2 separate regions of the Homo sapiens genome follow, and region 1 is linked to region 2. A link is a contact called in ENCODE Hi-C or POLR2A ChIA-PET data. All regions are on one chromosome and are shown on one strand. Each heading gives the region's core, a stretch centred on a gene start or an enhancer-like site at or near the end of the contact. The rest is flanking DNA. Distances are from core to core; before and after follow the strand shown. Region 1 holds the start of HOPX (HOP homeobox). Region 2 has its middle 53 kb from the start of CHAER1.

Region 1 (3,074 bases), core at 429-2,928, 76 kb before region 2:
CAGGTGCCCACCACCAAGCCCGCCTAATTTTTGTATTTTTAGTAGAGACGGGGTTTCACTATATTGGCCAGGCTGGTCTCAAACTCCTGACCTCAAGTGATCCGCTCACCTCGGCCTCCCAAAGTGCTGGGATTACAGGCGTGGGCCACCGCACCCAGCCACTTTCTTTTTGCTATAGATTAGTTTGCATTTTCTATCATTTTATACAAATGTAATCACTCAACACATCCTATTTTGTGCATGGACATAACATCTAATTATCTCCCTGGACTTTAGATTTCAAGCTCTTTGAGAACAAGATCCATTTTTTCTTTTCTCTTCCTCTTGGCCTTCAACTTATCTTTTCTCAGATATAGCCCTTAATCATTATTTGCTTGATTGACATAAGACCTTCATGAACTTAAAACCAAGCTTCAGTTTGGTGGCTAAGAAGTGCCTGCCACGTTGAAGGTTTTTAACTCGCCACCACTTCTGGAGAGGTTCCTCAGTCGGCAGCTTCAGCCCAGTTAAAAAAAAATAATAATAAGCATATGAGCTTCATTTAGGTCCGTGGACTTCTAGGAGTCCAGAAAGTGAGAGTCAAGGTGTGGGTTGGGGTGTGGGGTGGAAGGGGAGGCTCAGGAAGCGAGGAATGAATACCTGAGAAAGGTCCTTGGCTTTCACCAGATTCTTGATACAAAGGGATAGACTATGGAATTAATGCCCTGCTCTATTCCTATCTGCTTTTCATGAATCTGTTGTTTAATTATAAATCCTTTACTATCTGCTCCTCCCTTCTCCTCCCTTCCCACCTCCCCAGCACCTTCGTTTTGTTCTCTGCCTGCCCTGGTTATACTTAACCTTACTTAACTAAACACACTACAGGGCCCTGTCCAGTAGCAGTGCCACTTCATGGGAACTGTTTGCATTCCTTTTCTCTTTAAGAGCTTCTTATCTGAACTATGTGATAGATTGTACCTTTTTATTCAATGATTCTTATTCCACTTTACTTAACAGTTTACCCTGAATACTTGGATGCCACTCACATATCACAAACCTATACTTTCTCTAAACCCCAGAGCCTGGGATTCCTTTTCATCTCAAAAAAAAAAAATCACTGTTTTTGTTGTTATAAATAAGTATTATGAGAACCAGAAGTAACAATAAACTGCAAATTCAAAATCAAGCCACTTCTCCATCCAGAGACAGCTCCCTCACTTCCCCTTGTCAAACACAAAACATATTTTAAAACGATATTATGTCTGATTTTAGATAAAAGTCTGGGATGTAGAATAACAATAATCTGCTTCTAAATGAGAAAATCATAGGCATCTGACAAATGCTGGTTTCAAAGTTATCTTTCCAAAATAGAAGCGAGTAAGAAAAACATCTCACCTGCTTGGCCAAAAGACCAACACCAACTCCCCTTCCTCCAAATTCCCCTCGACCCCATGCAGTTTTGTTTGTAAGGGACTGATGTCTTACACCCAGCAGCATTTCCTAGCTTCTGCTTGGGGGTAAGCTTGTCATTCCTATTCTCCCTTTCACCTCTACCGTTTTCCAACAGATGAGCAAATACGGTAACGATAGCATTTTGGTCTAGTTCCTGCACAAACTCATTCCTCTGCATAAAAGGCAGACCTTTGAAAGGTACTTACGTGGAAGAGGCAAAGGCAAGCGCAAGCCCTGGGTTTGGAAGCTGTGTTTGCTGATGCCAGCCTGCTTAAATAGCTGGGCTGGCTGACGCAGGCTGCTGATAGCACGTTTATTTACGCCTATGAGCACACACTCGAGCAAGGACCTGAAAAACCTGCAGCGTGGGCAGGAGGTAAACCACTGAAAGTATGCCGAGGTTACGTCTCTCCTGGTTATTCAGGTTTGATGTTCAGGCTGGGACTTCTGAGAGTCTCATGGAACTTTCTCGTCACTATCTTCTCGTCCCTGACCTCTCTCCTAGCCAAGCAAGCTTCTTCACCAAGATAGGATAAGAGAGATGTGGCTGAGAGAAGACGGGGAAGAGAAAAGGGACCCTGAGTCTTCTCATCCACTTCCTTACTTTGAGCGAGTTTCCAGTTAGATGTTGCCTCATTTCAAAGCGTAGATCTGGTGCGGTTGATTTCACAGCTCTGAGAGCTGGATGCCAAGCTAAGAGCCTGGACAATTGCCCAATTAATGAAAGGTTGTTTTCTTTTGGGCACAGAATGTACACATAAAGAACAGTTAAAAGGGAGAGATTCGGGCTAGGATGATACAGTTTTAGGTCTCCCTCAAAAACGATTCTCATTTATTTCCCCTGCATCTGTACTTTCCTCTTACCATCCCCTCCCCTTCGTTAATGAAATTCCTGTCTAAGAGGTGAAAGATTCCCCATGGGCTTGCGAATAAAAAGCCAGTGTGTGAGCAAGTCTGTGGGAAGATGCATGCAGAGTGTGACAGAGAGTTTAGGGGCTCGTGTGACAATCCGTGGAAATGTTTCTAAAGGCGAGGGTATGTGTGTGGGTGTGAGGACCCGGCTGTTGGATGTTTACGTATTTTATTAGCTAGATACGGGAGCTAATACTCAATTGCAGTGCACTAAACATTATTAGGTGGGTATGATTTTGAGGGAATGAGGGAAGGGAGACAAGGTCTGGTGAGATCATCTGTGGGATTATCTGTGTGTATTTGCTGGTTTGTAGCACAAACCGGTAAGTGCCATCCAGAGAGCCACACCCTATATTATTCACTTCAGCAGAGAAAGAGAAAGCCCACTTGAGTCTCTTGGGAACAGTAGCCATATGTGAAAGAAGAGCAGCGCTCATTCAGAATACCTCTTTCCCTCTTGGAAAAGGGGGTGACGGTTATAAAACATGTGTGGGAAAGAGTAGAGACAGGGGGCCCAGGTTAACCCAACCTTGGTTACCAGAGGAATTCTTTTGTTTCCTGCCTAATTCAATGCCTAACTTCTGACCATTCTATGGCCAAATCTGGATTCTTGCTGCCACGATTTTTTGAATGGGCAGGGTCTATGTCTTGTTTATCATTTGATACCCACAGCATTATTATTATTATTGTTGTTGCACAAATTATTACTATGACAGCACAAATTATTATGA
Region 2 (2,723 bases), core at 1-2,500:
ACTTCTCCTCTGTATGTCTTCTGTAGTATGTCTGTGTCTTGTCTGTATGTCTATCTTTTTTTTTTTTTTTTTGAGACAGAGTTTCGCTCTTGTTGCCCAGGCTGGAGTGCAATGGCACCATCTCAGCTCACCGCAATCTCTGCCCACTGGGTTAAAGCGATTCTTCTGCTTCAGCCTCCAGAGTAGCTGGGATTACAGGCACCCCGCTACCACGCCCAGCTAATTTTGTATTTTTAGTAGAGACGGTGTTTTTCCATGTTGGTCAGGCTGGTCTTGAATTCCCGACCTCAGGTGATCTGCCCACCTCAGCCTCCCAAAGTACTGGGATTACAGGCGTGAGCCACCACGTCCAACCCCTCCGTGTGTCTATCTTATAACGATACATGTGATTGCATTTGGGGTCCACCTGGATAATGCCGAATAAGCACCTCCTGTCAAGATCCTTAATTTCATCACATCGGCAAAGACCTTTTCTCCCCAGCAAGGGAACATTCACAGATTTAGGGGTTTGATGTGGATATCTTTTGGGGGGTCACTTTTTGGCCTACTGTACCACTCCTATATCCTAACAACAGAGTGAAACCTATAAAAAGGGGGCCATGATGCTGTCTCCCTACTTTGCCCTGCACTTTAGCAGCACAGGGTAGCAGTGCCAGACACTGGCAGCAGAGTCCAGGACATAACATTGAAATTGAACTGACTTAATCATAAGGATGCAAGATAAACTCCTGTGAGCATTCAGAAATATCTAAGATGAGAAGCAGAGAGGGCTAGAATCCTGCATTATTAGCAAGAGGGGACAAGGAATACCCTTCGACCTTACTATTTGACAGCTTTGTACATGAAAAAACTAATACACAAAGCCCGTGGTTGGCTTGAAGGAGGTAAGGAAGAGACTCTCTGTATCCTCTGGTTGTGACTGTTCAACCCATCCCAAGGGATGTAACTCCCAGTGCAGTGTGCTCTGACTCACAGGGAACAGCCAGCTTAGTGCCTGTCAAGGCCTTCCCTCCCAAACCCCAGGCAGCTGGATTCTGCAGGCTGGTTCTGGATCTGGGTGGTACTTTCCAGGCCCAGCCTGACACCAGTTTTAAAGGCCACCCCGGGTATCTATGGGCTCTGGGAGACGTAGGATGGAAATGACCCAAGGCCTGGGATATACACCAGGCCACAGCCAGAATGCAGGCAGTTCAGGCAGCATGTGTAGTAAATACACACTAAGATGTAATCCAGCAGGCCCCCCTGTACCACGCCCCACAGGTGGCACCAGCGTATAAAACAACCTGACAGCTACGGGCTGGAGAAGAGACACAGGCTGGCCTGGACAGGGTGTAGACATTGTTAAACACTTAGTTGAGTATCTGTGGGCAAGTCTTGAGATCGCTAAGTAGAATCTGAGCTTTGTTTCTTTGGTTTTTGGTCTTTTTTTTTTTTAAAGAAAGTACAAATACAAATTATGTGATTCCCTTTTCTCCTCTTAGACTGCCTTGCTCATCTGCTGCTTGGTCGAAGCCATTTGCTCCTCCCCCACACGCTTTGCTCATCAAGCAACCAGAGCGTTCCTGCCACCTGAGTCATTCTGTCCTGTGCTGCTCTGTCACCCTGTGAGTGTGAAGCCCCTGCTCCGGCCCTCCAGGAGGAAGGAGGCAGAGTGAAGCCAGGCATCTCTGGAGCCATGCGTTTGGCTTCAAAGTAGGAGGGACTGGGACTCTTAGGATGGAAAGTCTAGGGTAGGAGGGCAGGAGCTTGACTTTCAGCAATAAGGTAGGGAGGGAGGTGGTTTTACTGCAGAGGACTGGGTTTTACTTGCTATGAGCCTGTTTAGCTCTTTAAGAGCTGAACCTAAGTGTTTTTTTTTAAATATAGTTATTTATTTTGGGCTCCAGCTTCCTGCAGTTGCGGTTTCTGTCAGACTAGTTTGTTAAAAAAAGCACTTAGAACACATACCAGAGGACAGGAAGAAAGCAAAATACTGGCACTTTTGAAAAGTGTTGTTTTTACATGACTTGAATTTTAGTTCCTACTCAGGGTTAAAGGAAGTTCTCTTCCGAATAAAGAGTGCCTGTTGGGTGAGAGAGGATTTGCAACTGGAGTTGGAGATTCTGTGTCATTGGAGACATTTGTTCGTATGCATGGGCTTTAAAACACCAAGAAAAAATATACAGGAGAGTCCTTCCTTTTGTTATATACTAGCTGTGTTCCTGAAAACGTATATGAAAACATTAAAAAACTGATCCCTATTCAGAACGCAACAGGTGAGCTCACTAAAGGGCTCTTACCAGAAAGTCTTATAAATTGAGGCACTTGAAGGGCTGGGACTAGGGTGAGGTAAGGAAGGGGATGCCTAGACTCTCGGTAATTAGGATAAATGGTATTTTAATGCAGTATTTTAGCAAATCAAAATTAATGCAAAAGAACTGATCATGAACAATAACCAAAATATTAAGTAAAGATAGGATTCACCCCTTCCCCATTCTTTTTGGGGGTTTCAAATATTTGCAATTGCTTTATTTTTTGTTTTGAGACAGGGTCTCACTCTGTCACCCAGGCTGGAGTGCAGTGGCACGATCATAGCACACTGCAGCCTTGACTTGCTGGGCTGAAGCAATTCTCCCATCTCAGCATTCTAAGTAGCTGGGACTACAAGCAGATGCCACCACTCCCGGCTAATTTTGTTTGTATTTTGTACTGACAAGGTCTCGCTATGTTGCCCAGTCTGGTCT

What was found. Hi-C counts contacts between places; a loop is a spot of excess contacts on that map. ChIA-PET counts read pairs that join two places held with the same protein, here RNA polymerase II (POLR2A). Pooled maps may share reads with other maps.
Region 1: a loop to region 2 is called in a map of PC-9, with 4 times the contacts of the local background. The contact joins the promoter of HOPX here to the enhancer-like site in region 2. A Hi-C loop is called at or near these places in 6 of 168 maps with a recorded cell type or tissue (CD4-positive, alpha-beta T cell, PC-3, PC-9 and 2 more), 1 of 37 single-sample maps with no recorded cell type and 14 of 50 pooled maps. POLR2A ChIA-PET finds 5 or more read pairs at or near these places in 6 of 52 experiments (CD4-positive, alpha-beta T cell, MCF 10A, OCI-LY7 and 3 more).

What each region holds. Positions count from the first base shown.
Region 1 is chr4:56,679,618-56,682,691 of GRCh38, forward strand. It overlaps HOPX (HOP homeobox), which reads right to left and starts at 1,679. Exons shown (of 4, transcript NM_032495.6): 1 at 1,638-1,679. RefSeq lists a silencer at 1,677-1,726.
Region 2 is chr4:56,756,366-56,759,088 of GRCh38, forward strand. No RefSeq gene overlaps it. Among named protein-coding and RNA genes, the nearest start is that of CHAER1, 53 kb to the left of the region's middle. RefSeq lists enhancers at 1,427-1,496, 1,827-1,886, 2,017-2,186. Within about 2 kb of position 1,251, at least 26 of the 41 ENCODE cell types and tissues checked have a DNase peak (open chromatin) inside an H3K27ac peak, as active enhancers do; they include CD4-positive, alpha-beta T cell, OCI-LY7, PC-3 and 1 more, where a contact is called at or near this core.